Regions from separate parts of the Homo sapiens genome. Here region 1 is linked to region 2. The links are chromatin loops, found by intact Hi-C in ENCODE. Cell type or tissue: Calu3. All regions are shown on one strand. Each heading gives the region's core, and the rest is flanking DNA. Links, peaks and the distances in the headings are about the cores only.

Region 1 (8,756 bases), core at 510-8,509, 100 kb after region 2:
AAACAAAAAAAGACAATAACAAAGTGAAGAGACAACCCACAGAATAAGAGAAAAATATTTGTGACCCACTCATCTGACAAGATATTAATAAACAGATTATAGAAAGTGCTCAAACAACTCTATAGGAAAAACTCTAATAATCCAACTAAAAATGGGCAAAAGATCTGAAGAGACTTCTCCAAGAAGACATACAAATGGCCAACAGGTGTATAAAAAAATCCTCATCACTTATGATCGAGAAATGCAAATCACCGCTGTAGTGAGATATCATCTCACTCCAGTTGAAATGGCTTTTATCCAAAAGGTAATAAGTTCTGGTGAGGATATACAGTGTTGTTGAGAATGGAAATTAATACAACCACTATGGAGAAGAGTATGAAGGTTCCTCAAAAAACTAATAATAGAACTACTACATGATCCAGGAATCCCACTCCTGGGTATATCTATAAAAGAGAGGAAATTCATATATTCCAGAGATAGCTGCACTTCCATGTTTATTTTAGCACTATTCACAGTATTTACACTATTCTAAGATTTGGAATCAACCTAAGTGTCTATCAGTGGATGAATAAATAAAGAAAATGTGGTACATTACACAATGGAGTATTATTCAACCTCTGAAAAGGATGAAATCCTGCTATTTGCAACAACATGGATGGAACTAGAGGAAATTAAGTAAAATAAGTTGGGGACAGAAAGACAAATATTGCATGTTCTCACTCATACGTTGGAGCAAAGAAAAGTTGATTTTATGGAGGTGGAGAGTAGAATGCTGGTAGCCAGAGGCTGGGAAGGGTTTTTGGGGGGACATAAACATGCAGTTAGAAGGAATAAGTTCTAATGTTTGATAGCAGAATAAGGTGACAATATTTAACAACACTATATTGCATATTTTAAAATAGCTAGAAAAGAAAACTTGAAATGTTCCCAACACATAGAAACAATACATATTTGAAATGATGGAGACCCCAGATATCCTGACTTGATCATTACATTTAACAAAATATCACATGTACCCCATAAATATGAACACATATTATGTCTATAAAACACTAAAAAATAATTTCCCAGTAAACTAATATCAAGCAGAGCCACTCTGTGATTCCGATAGACTAAGATGATAACTAGACCACTTTAAAATCATGTCTGAATTCTCAAAAATATAAGGATAGTAAAGAACCTACAAAAACAACCAAACATCCCTTTATTTTCCTGAATGATATGAGTGAATACAGTTTTTTCTTAATTATAGGCTTACCTTTGATCTGGCATTTCTGCCTTTTAGATAGACATATGAACATGTCCAGTTGTAGAATTAACCTTGCTTTCAGAAAGCATTTTATTCAAAGCCTCACTTCACGGAACCTACCCAAAAATCATCTGAAAGAAGAAAGCCCAAATCCTAGAATGACCTGTTTCTAATACAGTCTTCTTGAGTCACCTAATGGTTCCCATGGTGCTCACCCTGTCTTGTTGCCACAAGGCAATTAACCCAACTTTGCTAAGCTACAAGTTTGTCCCTGCATGTCTTTCATTGAAGGGTATTGGTGCCATTCTCACTAGAGTGGGCCCTGCTCTGTGCTGACCCTCTCCTCAGTGTGAGACCCTGCACCCCTTTAGCATCAGCTACTGACTCCCACTGGATGGGAAGCTCCACATGAGCAGGGCTGTTAGCATCTGAATTTGATAGAAGAGAAAACTAGACCCAGAGAGGTAAAGTAACTGCCCACACCCATGCAGCTGTAGGTGGCTGGGAGTCCAACCCAGCCTCCTGCCTTCCCAGCTCCAGGACCTGAATTCTTTCATTGCATTCTTTTTAACCAGAAAGTTTGCCTTTTTTTTTTTTCCCCAGGGTCTTCTCCATCACCCAGGCTAAATAGAGCACAGTGGTACAATTAAGGGTCACTGCACCCTGACCTCCCAGGGTTCATGCCTACCTCCCACTTCAGCCTTCCGCCTAGCTAGGACCACAGGAATGCACCATCACACCCGGCTAATTTTTGTATTTTTTATAGAGACAGAGTCTCCCCGTGTTGTCCAGGATGGTCTCCAACTCCTGGGCTCAAGCGTTCCTCCCAAAGTGCTGGGATTGCAGGCATGAGCCATCATGCCTAGCCAAAAATTTGCTTTTACCCAAATTGCTCAAACCTACCTGGTTTTCTGAGTCACATTGGGCACTTATTAAAAGTACTTATTCCTGGGTACCACCCTGGACTTATATGACTCTCCCAGTGAGAAGCCTGGCATCTTTACATTTACCAACATCATCAGGTCATTATTTTTTACCAGTCAGGTTTAGAAAGCTTTATTTGGATAACACAACATGTGTAGAGGTAAGACACCTGCCAAATTAAGTTCACCAGGCTTTATTGAAGATAAAATCTAATCAGCCATCTCCTCAGTGAGAAGTAAACTTTTATTGAAAGATACTTTCTTGTTTTTTCTGCTTCTCACTAATTCTTCCATAAAAATTATAAGGAAATAAGAATAAAAAGCTGAGAGGCAGAAGTATTTACCACTTACCATTCATTCAGGGCAATAGGCACTTTCAAAGAGGACAGGAAAGAAGAAAACAAAATTCTGTCCAACATAAAGCTTTCCCTGCTGTGAAAGGCAGCACAGTGGCAAATCTGATTGGTTTGGATCTGGTCACATTTCAAGGGCTGCATTCATAAAATACTACATTGACAAACATAATGAACTTTAATGGTGTCTCCCTTCACTAAAGGAAATCAAGGACATGCAGAGAAAAATCAGGAAACTTCCCTGCAATGAATGATTGGGTTCTAGGTGGAGATAAAGTGGACTTGGTTATATGTTCAAGAATATTGAAGATTTCTCCATCTTTCCACTCTCTGGACTGAGGGCAGGCTGAAACATTATAAAATAGGTTATTTTGGCTGTGTGCAGTGGTTTATGCCTATAATCCAAGCACCACGCGAAGCTGAGGCAGGTGGATAACTTGAGGCTTGGAGTGACAAGCCTGGCCAACATGTCAAAACCCCATCTCTACTAAAAATACAAAAATTAGCCAGGCATAGTGGCATGTGCCTGTAATCCCAGCTACTCAGGAGGCAGAGACAGGAGAATTGCTTGAACTCAGGAGGCAGAGGTTGCAGTGAGCCAAGATCATGTCACTGCACTCCAGCCTAGGAGACCGAGTGGAAGTCTGTATCAAAAAAAAAAAAAAAATTACTACTAATAAAAAAAAAGGTAACCCAGCTACCTATATGTTAAAGAAACCTGATGAGGGCTGCTTAGCAGATACTCTGACTTTACACAAAAGTGGTTAGGCGATGTCAAACCACTTTGCTTTCAGAAAGTATTTTATTCAAAGCCTCACTTCACGGAACCTACCCAAAAATCATCTGAAAGAAGGAGGCCCAAATCCTAGAACAACTTGTTTCTAATACACCCTTCTTGAGACACGTAATGGTTCCCATGGTGCTCATCCTCTCTTGTTGCCACAAGGCAATTAACCCAACTTTGCTAAGCTACAAGTGTGTCCTGGCATGTCTTTGATTGAAGGGCATTGGGGCCATTCTCACCGGAGTGGATTCAGGGAACCAAAGACCTGGATTTCCTCTCCTCTCATTCTCTGATTTCTTGCAATTAACTCTCACTTTCCAATCTAACCGGATGTTGGAGGGCAAAGAATCTAATTAATGGTGCCAAACCATATTGTTAGCCCTCAAGGGTACAGAGTGGGAGGGAAAATGGTGAAGAGTATTGAAGTGTTGCCAGTGGAGAATATCTGGCACACAACTCGAGGGTCACTGTCTTTGTTTTAGAAAAAGTACTGTGAGCTGTAAAACATTTTCAGTTTTTCCATGACCCCATGACCGGCAACAGAAGGTATCTGGAATAAGAGTGATTCATACTCTAAAGAATACAATAATAAAAATTCCTATAGACCAGCATAGCACCAAACAAACTCTTGTAGCCTTGGGAGGTACTAAGATGAAGAAGGATAATTTCTGGGCATGAGGAGCCTCTCAGAAGGGAACAAGAGTTGATACAGCAGCAACCTGTGTGACCCAGTTACCTAGTACAAGATAGGATAAAGGATGTCTCTGCAGAGGGCTGCATAGTCCAAAGATACCATGTAGGCCATGATACTGTCTAAGTCATTTGAACAGAGATACAACTTTGGAGAGACGCAGTGGCAACCCTAAATCATTATGACAATGGCAATCACAAGTACTAGGCACTCTTGCAAATGCTTTGTATTGACTCATTCACCCATTGCATCAACTCTAGGGTGTGCATTACTGTAACCCCCACCACAGGGAAGTTAATCTTGCTCAAGCCCTCATAAATTGAGTAAGGTCAACATTCCTGAGAGATGAGAGGAGGTTAAAAATAGAGCTTAAGTAGAATTGCAGAATAAAGCAAGATAAAATTATATGTCTTGATTATCTGAATTTGTGGATGGAGTTGTGTGCCTTCCACATACAGATGGTTTTTCCTAGTCTTGATTGCTGCTGGAAGAGATTTCAGGAGGCATCCTAGGCACAATGATGGTTGAGTTTTTGTTTCTGGGTAGCCACCAGTCTGCCTGATCATATAAATACAACATCCTCATGGCAGGTGAGCAGCCTGAGGTCTGAAGGAAAGTAAACTCAGTCCCAATAGATAGGAAATGCTAAGAAGGGCCTAGAATTCAGACACAGAGCTCCTGTGGGGTAGTTCCTGCGTGGTAGATACAGGAAACGACAACCTCTGAGAGTCTTCAACTTCAGCTAAGATCCAACCTTGTGCCTTTTAAGGAGAAGCACCTTAAAGCAGAGATTCCAAAACCTTGCTTTGAAACATTTCAAGGTGTCTCTCATTAAAGGAATGCAATACATATGTAAGTGCTTAATAATTTAAATATATATATTAAATATATATTAAGTATACATGTATATTTAAATATATACTTTAATATACAAATACATATTTTAATGTATATTAATATATATATTTGAATTCGTATTAAGTACTTTTTGAATCACTTTAAATGTCACGAATGAGTGGACAGGATGTCACAAAATTGTCACAGATTGTAGTCAATTCAAATGCTTAGGAATCATGTGTTGCATGACCAAATTTCCTATGACACCAGCATTTTTTCTATAGTAAGAGAGCCTCAATATAGCACATTCGACGTGTTTCTTGTGCACAGACATGGGCTGATTCTTTATTAGCTACACAGGTCAGTGACAGGACCAAGCAACATCAAATCTGTTGACAAACTGAGTGATAAAACAATCATGTCTACTCCTGTTTATTGTATTCTTTAGACATTTAGTAGGTCTGTGGTGGGGATCAATGCTGTGTTTTTCCCCCAACCTCAGAGGTGGCATTGAAGCTCCTGGTCCTTAAAAAGCACTCTGAGCATCGTGGTTCCAGAAGATCCCCTTAGGCCTCATAAGCCAGTATTGCATCACTGTTCACCTTTGGTTCTAAGGGAGGCAGGAAAAGCATTTGGCAAAGAGGAATGGGAAGTCAGGGCTGCAGCAGACCAACCATGACTCAGTCTCTGGGGCTGGGCAAATTACTGTCTGGACAAAAGCAATTTAGCCATAAAGAAAAAACAATGACTATCGGGAAGAAAATTGTTGCTGCCAAGGCAAATGTTCCAGAGAAGCTCGTGTAGGAAAGAAAATGGACTTTCCGAGCATGTTTCATCTCTTAGGAGAGCTCCCTTTGTCTGTCTACTCCCAGTATCCAATATATGAGTTGCAGTTGCCCTTTTATTAACTTCTCTGATTTTTAAAAAACACTTTCAAACATACAGAGAAATTTAAAGGAAACTATAACAAAACTGCATGCACTGCCCAAATTCAATGAAGATTCAGACTTTGCCATATTTCCTTTATTTATTTTGGAACCATTTCAAGAAAAATTACAAACAGCATGATACTTCTACTCTAAATACCTTATCACACATCTCCAAAAAATAAGGAATCTCCTGTATCAGCTAACACTATTTTGATGTTTAACAAAATTAGCAAATTATTCATTTCACCTGGTCCACATTTAAATTTCTCCAATAGTCCCCTAATTGTTTGGTGTAGCAGCTTTTAATGGATCCATGATCCAGTCAAGAATTAACTGATTTCACCTTAACTGTTCTCGTCTCTTCCAGTCTCCTTGCTCCTTATACTTTAGACTATCACTGGGTCCCCTGACCCCCTTCCTTTACTATTCAAACCCCAGATGGATTATTCTCTCAAAATTTATGCTACTTATTTTTCTCTCTTCAAGGGAGTGTCTCACCTTACCACTCAAGGGCACCACTCCAGTGCTACTGAATCTGGAACACCTACCATGTCTTGGATTTGACCTGTGGTTTATCATCTACATTTCCTGTCATTATTCCCTTTGCATGCTCCATTTTACCCATCATTTCTTTCTTCCAAATTTCTATCCATCCTTCAAAGCCTGAATTCCGTGTCTGATGTTTATTTGATTAGCTCAGATCAGAGAAACCCCCCATTTTTAAAATGTAACAACAATCAGTCCCATAAAGTCTTGAACTGAAGTTGTTTCTATGCACATTTGCTCCATCCATTGGCATTCTAAGACCTAGAGGCAGGGTTCCTGTCGAATTAGCTCTATGCTCCTAGTGATTTGGGTAGTCCCTGCTCCATGGTACTTACTAGGTAAATGTTTGGTGAGTGAATGAAGGTGTGAAAATGGTTAAAGACATGCTGATTCCATCTATTAAAGATACTCAAAGTGGCCACTATCCTGAGTACAAGAAAGCTCCTGTGGATGCAAATTCTTCAGGTTGTCTAAATATTTGAGTGACATAGAAAATATAATTCCAAACAGCTTAGGTACACAAGATAATTTGTTGATGTAACTCTTTATTGGAAGAAATGAATTCCGGCAAGGCTGGGATTGGGGCTCACACAAGGATACCAGGATTTGGTCTCCATCTCCTAAGTCTTCCCTTATCCATGTTAACTTCATTGTCAGGCTCCACATGGAATTGAGATGGGATCTGGGAGGGCTGTATCCTCTCAGGTTCAAGTCCTATTAAAAATATGTTTTTCCTCTACACAATAGCCCCAAAAAGTCTTATCTCTCATTTACTCATTAGGTCAGTAACTATTCCTAAAGTACTGTGGTTATGTCAATGAGATGCTTTGATTTCCCTGATATGAGGTACATATTTAATTCCAGAAAAGAATGAGAGCATTCTATGGAAGAAAAATGTTATCACCTTTTTTCCCCCACTGTGTGATAAAGTAAAAGATATCTATTGAAATTAATGAACATTTTAAAAGTTACTAAATCTAGAATAATAGAACAGATATGGATAAATTTGGTTCATTTGGGAACCAACTATGGTTTAGTACAGGAAGAGCAATTAAGTAGCTCTTATTACACCATAACCACTCAGTCTTCCTGACCTGCAGCAGATGTTCCTAGTCAATATTGTCACTTTTCCTTCTAACCCTAGATGCATATTTAGAAAAATCTCAGCACATCTCTGGGCAATGAAATCATTCTTTTGGGACCTGACACATGAACTGAAGTGTAATTGGCATTCTTCGTGGAAGGGGCATGGATTTAAATTGTCGTGAGTTCAAATACCAATCCCACCTAGCACTTACTATACAGGCGAATGTAGATAAGTGATATAACTCTTATAAGTTTTTATTTTTTTGTCATTTTGGAAAGTGGGAAAATTAAATATCTATCCATATATTAAGTGAGTATAGCTAAGTTCATAACCCAGGCAGTGTTAAATACGTGCTATTTTGCCTTCTCCTTCCCAAAAGAGATCCTCTCTGCACTGAGTGGAGCTTGTGGGGTCCTCTCTTTGAGGAATTGAAGGCAAAGAAACCTCAGCCTGTAATCAAGTAGTTATAACTCTCCCTATGAAATTCAAGATTGAGGGTTTCAACTCATCCAAATCACCTTGCACCACCTATCTTTGGACAAATGATAGTCTTGGAAGAACAAATGTGTTTCAGGACACTAAAAAGACTTAATCTATGATTGAAAAAATACTAGCCCACTCAGTACAAAACCTTTGTAAGACTTCACTGGAAAATTTTAACAATGTAATTTGTGACAGGGGGTTGCTGCCTTTAGAGGAGAGGGCATCCTGCATGGAGCTGCTTGGCTTAGGGATCAGCCCTGCCCCCAGGACACTTAAGGCAAATCAATAGCTCCTGGATAAGTTTCTCCTTTAGAGGCTGTTTACACTTATTTTTTTTTCTTTACTCTGAAGACACACAATCAATAAAACATGAGTGATTACCTAGCCTGAACTGAGTATTTATTTCTTATGCATCAAAAGTTTGGAGAAAGCATTTCGATTCCAAAAATTACCTTTTCTTCTTGTCCACTGGGAAGGTGCCCTTGCCTTTGAGCTTACATGTGACTGCACTGGAATTTGGTAATAATGCTCAATCTTTAATAGAAGTGTGAAATGGCATTTCTTTGTTGCATCCAGCTTTTAATTGACAAATAATTTTGAGTATCAACTATTTTGTCGGACCCTCCATTATGTATTAGGGGGTGTATCTGAGAGACTTGGTTCCTGCCTACGTGTGAAATTTGCTATTAAGAGGCAGATGTTAAACCATTTATTTCAAAATCCATCCTTTAATTGCATTTAAGACAATACTTATCAAGTAAAAGTGCACAATGCAATCTAAAGGTATAACTGGGTAAGCTTTTCTTAAATATATATTTTAAAGTTTTTATATAAAATAATTATGTTAAAATGTGTAGTATTTTTATTTTAGTAA
Region 2 (8,756 bases), core at 421-8,420:
GAATACCAGGCCACCACACATGAGCTGAAGAGGCCAAGCTCCTCCCACTGCATAAGGCGTGAATTTACAGTGGCTCCCCTCGCTTCTCCCAGTGGGCAGGTGGGCCCTTAGTCTGAGCCACTCCACATTGCTTTATTCCCTTACTGTGCATAGGTTCAGGGATGAAATTTTTCACTGTGGGCATCTTTAGGCAAGCTGCCTGTGCACAATGACCTGGGCCACATTTGGCTGTCTCCCAGCTCTATCGATAACGATCTTTCTTATGACTGGTAGAAGTGACTTTATATTTTTACATAGCCAGCATATCTGGGAGTGAACAATAATAATGATTGAAAATGAACAGATGCTTTCAGCACCTGCACTTTCTCAGTTGCCAAATCTACAACAGTTCCTCACAAAAACAACTCTCCCTCATGTGCCGCTTATTTGATTTCATCAACATTATTATGGCACAACCAGAGACACTAAACACTGGCCAGACATTTTTTTTTAGTTTGTTTGTTTTTTGCCCTGTCTGTCTGAAAACATCCCAGGATTGTCTCCAGCATAGGACAGCACACACGTCTTCTTACACTGTTCCTTAAATACAAATTTTTTTTTTTTGAGATGGAGTCTCGCTCTGTTGCCCAGTCTGGAGTGCAGTGGCATGATCTCAGCTCACTGCAACCTCCGCCTCCTGGATTCAAGCAATTGTCCTGCCTCAGCCTCCCGAGTAGCTGGGACCACAGGCATCTGGCACCATGTCTGGCTAATTTTTGTATTTTTAGTGGAGACGGGGTTTCACCATGTTCCACGATGGTCTCGATCTCTTGACCTCATGATTGCACCCGCCTTGGCCTCCTAAAGTGCTGGGATTACAGGCATGAGCCACCGCACCTAGCCAATACAACTTTTAAGAATAGTCCATCTGCATTTATTCTTATTACCCACCACCCTGGATGAAAACTCTTACCTAGAATCACATGGACACATCATAAATGCTGGTTATTTCTATTTAAGTCTCTCCATAAAAAAGATGAGCTCATTCTGGTTGACTTAAGAAATACTGCAGCCAGGAACTTTGGGATGCCGAGGCAGGCGGATCACAAGGTCAGGAGTTCAAGACTAGATTGGCCAATATGGTGAAACCCCATCTCTACTAAAAATACAAAAATAATTAGCTGGGCATGGTGGAACATGCCTGAAATCCCAGCTACTTGGGAGGCTGGGGCAGGATAATTACTTGAGCCTGGGAGGCGGAGGTTGCAGTGAGCCGAGATCGCACCACTGCACTCCAGCCTGGGCAGAAAAGCAAGACTCCATCTCGGAAAAAAAAAAAAAAAGAAATACTTCAACAACCTCTGTCAATATACACAGTGAGCAGGCAGTCACATCTGGGAAACTATTATTTGGGGCTCTAGAGGTAAATGTTTATGCGTTTATCTGGGACTGGCGTTGGGATATTTTGATCGAGATGTTACTGTTTATTATTGATTTTCCTTAGAATATCCTATATATCTACAAGCAATTACATGGTTATGCACCCTTTTTTGCACCATTTTTACATAAGTAATACATACTATACATGCCATTCTAAATTTAGATTATTTGGTTTTGGACTTGAAGGGAAAGAAGAGCTCTGGAAGTTTTGACACTGGGATTTAAATGCTCAAGTCCAGAAGAGGGATGGTTGGCTTTTGCTAGCAAACCATTGGCCAGACATAGTCACAAGGTCATCTTTGGAATTAATGAGGCCAGCAAGTGAAAGTCTATCATGTCTACTGCTAGAAGAGGCAACTGGGGAGTAGGGAGGTCACAGAGGTATGAAGTGGAGGCATCAGGTTTCACCAGCTGCTCAGTGAGACACTGGATCCCAGGTGGGGCAGAGTCTACGTAGAACCCAGTCATTTATTCACTGACTTTCCATTCATTCATTCGGTGTCCCCAGCCTCGTGCATGACATAGTTGCACATCCAGTGGGAACATAAAAAAAGCAGAGTTATATAAGGACCCTCAAATTACTTTCAAAAACAGATCATTAGAATGTGAAACATTCCCCCCTCTTGTCTTTACAAGTTTGCACCACATGAGCCTTTTTAACTGAAGAATTTTAACTTTCTAGAAGACAGATTGGCCTATCCAAGAGAGAGCAATCACTACTGAGGTCATGGCCATATATTCATGCATTGGGGTTGCTGGTTGGCTGGGCTCTCAGGGGTGGTCAAGAGGTTCCCTTTATTCTGAACCCCCTGTAGGGCGTGCTAGTCTTCAATGGAGAAGTTGCAGCTGGGATCAGAGACCCTCCTGGCAATTGCATGATTCACATCTCAGCAATAACATCTTGATGCATAAAGAAGAACACTGTACTTACAATCCCCGGAGGCAGAGGAGTAGACACACAATTACATGGCAGGGGCTTAGTTCATGATTAGGATGGCAAAGATCAGGCCCGGGATGGGCTGGCTGTATAACGCTAAATCAAAGAGGGCTCAGATTTATGAAACCAATAAATAAATGAGGCCCCAGACATCTGTCTGGAGTTGCTTGGGGAAATTCATTGATTTCAGAAAAAGGTATATATTAATAGTTTAAAAACATAAGAATAAAAATCACAGAGTTCATATCTTCAGCCTGAATATTTCTTCCTACTTCAAGATTCCTCCATCCAACTACCAATACCTGTCTCCAGTTAGATATCTACTATGCATCTTTAAATTAATATGTCTGAAACTAAACTCCTGTGTGCCACCACCACAATCTGCATGAACGAACAGATGAATGAATGAATGAATGAATGAATGAATGAATGAATGACTTACCATGACCATCAGAATCAAGGCACCTTGGTATAATATCTCTTTCCTTCCTTACAGCTGAAAATTTAGCTCTTGTCTTTGAAGATTCACTTCTGCCTCTCTCTAGCCCTGAATTGGTCTCTCTAGCAACATGTGTCTCCCCTCTGAATTCCTGTATGGATTTCAGACTAATGGCAGCCAAACCAGTGCCTGCACCCTTCCAGATTGTTTCTTCTAATTTAGTCCTCTGCTGGTGGTCTCCATGCACTCTCCTTTGCATATTCATCTGCAGGTCATCTTCACACATTCTTATCAGCCTAGGAGTCTTCTGTGCAGTGGTCTCTTCCTGCCACATCTCCCCTCTCCCCAGGAGATTAGAATGGCAAAGCCACACTCTATGGGATCTCAAGAACCCAAGTGTGAGATTTGCTTTCAGTATTTAGCAGAATTGGTGTTTCTGGGGCGGCAATCTCCTCCTGGAGATGTGTTAATCATTTACAGAATAGCCTGGACTAGTGTATGGGCCCTGCCCTTAGAGCCAATGCCACATTTATTTTTATTTTGCGAGATCTGCACTGACATGAAAACCGAAAATTCTATTGACGTTTCCTGTTCAACCTAAAAGCTAAATCCAGTTCATCACTGAAATCCCACAATGCCCTGAGACAAATAGTGCTTTAAAATATGTGGTGATTTTTAGGTCAGGTGCGGTGTAATCCCACACCTGTAATCCCAGCACTTTGGGAGGCCGAGGCGGGTGGATCACGAGGTCAGGAGGTTGAGATCAGCCTGATCAATATGGTGAAACCCCATCTCTACTAAAAATACAAACATTAGCCAGCGCCTGTAATCCCAGCTACTCAGGAGGCTGAGGCAGAAGAATGGCACGAACCCGGGAGGCGGAGGCTGCAATGAGCCAAGGTCGCGCCATTGCATTCCAACCTGGGCAACAGAACGAGACTCCGTCTCTAAGAAAAAAAAAAAAAAAAAGTGGTGATTTTTTTAAAAAGGAGTGGTTCATTCAGTTAAATGGGAAGAGTTGTAATGAGGGACTAAGTGGCTAAGTTGGCTGGACTTCCTGGGTCAATAGGGACTTCCCTAAGGGGACTTTCCCCTAAGCCAAAATGAGTCATAGCTGAAAGCTAAGGGATGGAAACTTCAACCAATCAAAGGGGACTTTCCCCTAAGACAAACTGACTCATAGCTGCAAGCTAAGTGGTTGAAACTTGAACCAGTCATATAGGGAGTTTAAGCTCTAGCTTCAGCCTGATGTTTTTAACCAACTAGGCCCGCCAACCCACAAGCAGATAGAAAATAAGCTGATTCTATAGGACAGAAAAAGGAAGAGGGCAGGGGTCATAAGGGGATGTAAGCATAAGATACCCAAGCCAGAAACAGCAACCCTTCCAGGTCCCCTTCCCCCACGTGGAAGCTTTCCTTTCACTTTCGCTTTAATAAATCTTGCCGCAGCACACTCTCTAATCGAGCTGTAACACTCGCCACTGCCGTCCACGGCTTCATTCCTTGAAGCCGTGAGACCACGAACCCTTCGATTGAGAAGAACCTTCGGTCGGAAGAAGACTTCTCGTCTCAGTAACAATAACAAGAAAAACAGCCTAGACTAGACGCACATCAGGAAGACAGGTAGTAACAAAATATTTTGTTGTTTGTACTTTTAGTGTTGTCTCTAAGACAGCTTTGCCTAACCCAGGCAACAAAAATTTAATCCTATACTTTCATCTAAGAGTATTACAATTTTAACTCTTTAATTGAGGTCTGTGGATCATTTGGAGTTAATTTTTGTGTGTGGTGTAAGGAAGGGATCCAAAACATACTTGTCAGCAGCAGTTGTGGAAAAGACTATTTTTCCTATTTTTTTCCTCATTCAACTGTCTGGAATTTTTGTTGAATATCAATTGACTATAAATGTAACGGTACGTTTTACGGCTCTCAAGTCTATTCCACTGGTCTGTGTGTCATTTTTTTATACCAATACCACACTCTTTAATTATTGTGCCCGGGTAATGTCTGACATTGGAAAGTGTGAGTCCTCTAAATGTGTTATTTTTCTCAACTGTTTTGGATGTTCTAAGTCCCCTGTGTTTCAATATGAATTTTATGATAGGCTTCTCAATTTATACAACAAATCCAGCCAGAATTTTGATAGGGACCACATTGAATCTATAGATCAATTTGAGGAGTACTGCCATCTGAACAATATTGTCTTCCAATCCACAAACATGAATTTTTTTCCATTTATTTAAATCTTCTTTAATTCTTTTCAACAATGTTTTCTAGTGCTACATGCATAGGTTTTGCACTTCCTTTTAAGAATTTATTCCTAAATATCATATTATTTCTGAGTGCTATTATAAATATAATTACATATTTTCTTAAAATCATTTTTGGATTGCTTACTTTTAGCATATAGAATTTCAATTTATTTTTGTATATTGATCTTGTATCTTGAAACTTTGTCCAACTAATTATTAGTTTTAATAGGTTTTAAGTGGATTTCTTAAGATGTTCCATACACAAGGTCATATCATGTTTGAATATAAATAGACTTACTTCTTTATTTCCAAACTGGATGCTATTTATTTATTTTTCTGGCCTAATTATCTTGGATAATTTCAGGAAAATTTTGAATAGAAGTTATAAGAGTAGACATTCATGTCTTATTCCTGATCTTAAGAGAAAATAACTCAGTCTTTTACTATTAACTATAATGACAGCTGTGGAGTTTTTTGTAGATGTCCTTTACCTTCTATTTCCAATTTATTGAGTGGTTTTTTAAAAATGTATATGAAAAGGTGTTGGATTTTGTTAAATGCTTTTTCTGGGTATACTGAGATGGTTATGTGGTTTTTGTTATTTATTCTAATAATGTGGTATTTAGATGGGGGTCTTTAACTGCTGGCTGAAGACTCTCCAAAGCTTGTTTTCCTTCTTCCAGAGTGATCTATAGTATTCAATACAGTGGTTTTCATTTGTCCTGTGCATCTGATCATAATGAACAGAACCTCTCTACTGATCACTGAAGAACCTATAGCATGAGTGAGAAATAAACCTTATTGTTTCAAACCACTGAGGTTCTGAGGTTGTTTGTTAGGTAGGTGCCTTTAAAATATGTCCACAAATTTTTCTTTAACAAACCCTCCCTTATCATGTTAAGTCTATTTCCCCTCTCAGTGAGTGAGAGTCCAAATGAGTTACTCACAGAAGTAATTTACAAACAGAAGTAATAATATATGGTGATATGGTTTGGCTGTGTTCCCACCCAAATCTCATCTTGAATTCCCATGTGTTGTGGGAGAGATGCAGTGGGAGATAATTGAATCATGGGGGGAAATTTTTCCCATGCTGTTCTCCTGATAGTGAGTAAGTGTCATGAGATCTGACCGTTTTATAAAGAGGAGTTTCCCTGAAGAAGCTCTCTTTCTCTTTGCCTGCTGCCATGCACGTAAGACGTGACTTGCTCCTCCTTGCCTTCTGCCATGATTGTGAGGCTTCCCCAGCCATGTGGAAATGTAAGTCCAATTAAACTTCTCTCTTTTGTAAATTAGCTGGTCTCAGGTATGTCTTTATTAGCAGTATGAAAACAAACTACTACATATGGCTTTTGGGCTAAGTCATGAAAATAAAAGGCATTGTTCTCTCTCATCACTTACTCTAGGAAAATCTGGCCGTATTTCAGCAAGACACTCAAACCCATGTAGCCAAAACAAAACAAACAACAACAACAACAACAACAAATGCATACTCCTATCAAAAGCCAGTGAAGAACTGAACCCTCCTGCCAAATGCCATGTGCAAAATCAGCTAGGAAGTGAACTCATCATTGATACTATTGAATAAGCATCCCAGACTTAGTAAGGTTGTTTTTGTCCTGGTAGAGATACAAATTACTTCTATTTGATGGAACAGATAACACCCCCCAAAATATGTCATATTGAATATAAGCCAGTTTTTGTATATAACTCATACATCATATATTAATGTTGCTTTTATATATTAGGCTTTAAAAATGTTCTTTAAGCCAGTCCTACCATGTTACTGGTTCTCTAAGTAGTAATTAAAAGAAAATTTATACAGGTTTAATTTTATGTATTTTTAGAGTCATAATTTTATGATTTAGAAAATTATACTTCATGAGCTACTTGCATAAATTAAACAAAATTAATCCCTATCACTTATTTAAATATAAGACTAGGAGCTATTTCCCCTGTCAAGATTGTGTTTTTAAAGTAGTACTGTTTTGAGTAATTTACTTGATGCCAACCCTGTCCCTTGACAGTGTTATTCACTTCAACACAGCTGCAACTCTCTAAAAGAGACATCAGTATTGCCCAAGTTCCTATGATAAACTGGGCTCTGAAATGTTCAGTAACTCGCCCAAGTTCTCACACTTCGTTAAGTAGCAGAACCAGGATTAACCACTAGCTATAACACCAAAGTCCATGTACTTTTCATTAAGCCATGATGCCTCTGAAAATTAGCCAGATCTGAGTTTTTGCTTTCATGGAAGAATAGAGAATCAGCCTGGCGTGGTGGCTTACGCCTATAATCCCAGCACTTTGGGAGGCCGAGGCAGGTGAATCACTTGAGGTGAGGAGTTCGAAACCAGCCTGCCCAACATGGTGAAACCCAGTGTCTACTAAGAATACAAATATACAAATAAGCCTGGCATGGTGGTGCACGCCTGTAATACCAGCTATTTGGGAGGCTGAGGCAGGAGAATCACTTGAACCTAGGAGGTGGAGGTTGCAGTGAGCTGAGATTGTGCCACTGCCCTCCGGCCTGGGCGATGAAGCAAGACTGTCTCAAAAAAAAAAAAAAGACAAAAAACAAACAAACAAAAAAGAATAGAGAATCAGCAGAGACTGACTTGGGTGGGATTCCACCATTTGCATTTTCTCACTGCCCTGAAGTGGTGAGAATTAACACAGGACACATGCATCTCGTGTATGACCGATATCACTAAGCAATCTGACAGATTTCCTGTTTGTTAAAACTGTTCTCAACATGAAACCACGACCAATCAAAAGTGGATGAAAACAATTTTCTTCCTCACTCTAGAGTCTCAAAATTATTGCGGTTTCCTCTTGGGAACAGAATGACATTTCAGGTCTCTATAATTCTCCAGCTTAGGCTAAACTCTGATTTTCAGATTCAGGTTAAAAAAGAATATTCAGATTTTGAAGATTGTTTTTCAGATTGAAGTAGCCCTAAAATAGTCTGTAATATTTTGACTTTGACATTTTCCCCTAGACCATTAAACTCTAACTCAAAAAATCATGTCCATTGTATCTGCCATGTGATTCTGAGTCACAGTATAATTCTGACAGATATTTCCCAAATTCAGGGCAAAGTAACTTAGATTTTATATTTACAGGGAGATCAGGAGCTCCAGACATTCTGCTTCTATGCAAAATTATTATTAGTTATGGCTCCTTGATAATTAGGGAGAGAGGTCAGGCATGGTGGCTCACACATGTAATCCTAGCACTTTGGGAGGCTGAGGTGGGCAGATCACTTGAGGTCAGGAGTTCAAGATCAGCCTGGCCAACATGGTGAAACCCTGTCTCTACTAAAAATATAAAAATTAGCCAGGTGTGTTGGTGCACGCTTGTAAACCCAGCTACATGGTAGGCTGAGGCAGGAGAATGACTTGAACCCAGGAGGCAGAGGTTGCGGTGAGCAGAGATCATGCCATCGCACTCCAGCCTGGGAGACAAGGGCGAAACTCTGTCTCAACCACAACAACAAAAAACAAACAAACAAACAAAATAAATAAATAAATAAAAGCAAAACTCCATCTCACAGAAAGAAAAAAAACAAAAAGAAAAAATAAATATATAATTAGGGAGAGAAAAATCTCAAGTCTGAACACAAGAAGCGAAGTGACTTAATCCTACTCTGAATACATTTGCCTTTACTCATGTTGTTGAATCCAAAGCTCACACTGCTTGCTGTACAATA

Evidence for each region. A loop is a pair of places that touch in the nucleus more often than their neighbours do. Peaks named below come from ENCODE experiments on the same cell type or tissue, not always from the same donor. Only the 100,000 strongest peaks of a DNase experiment are listed, where the experiment ranks them.
Region 1: it touches region 2 in a loop (2.7-fold over the local background); 2 of 110 quality-filtered maps call a loop at or near these places.

What each region holds. Positions count from the first base shown.
Region 1 is chr12:126,664,265-126,673,020 of GRCh38, reverse strand. The region is part of intron 1 of LOC100996671 (a long non-coding RNA gene); the gene reads left to right. Among named protein-coding and RNA genes, the nearest start is that of LINC02824, 22 kb to the left of the region's middle. In Calu3, for the core only: no CTCF peak of the experiment used is centred there; DNase peaks (open chromatin) are centred at 4,260 and 5,490.
Region 2 is chr12:126,767,741-126,776,496 of GRCh38, reverse strand. LINC00944 (long intergenic non-protein coding RNA 944) reads left to right here and starts at 4,235. Exons shown (of 5, transcript NR_033878.1): 1 at 4,235-4,418. RefSeq lists enhancers at 3,907-3,986, 3,462-4,661. In Calu3, for the core only: no CTCF peak of the experiment used is centred there; a DNase peak (open chromatin) is centred at 4,076.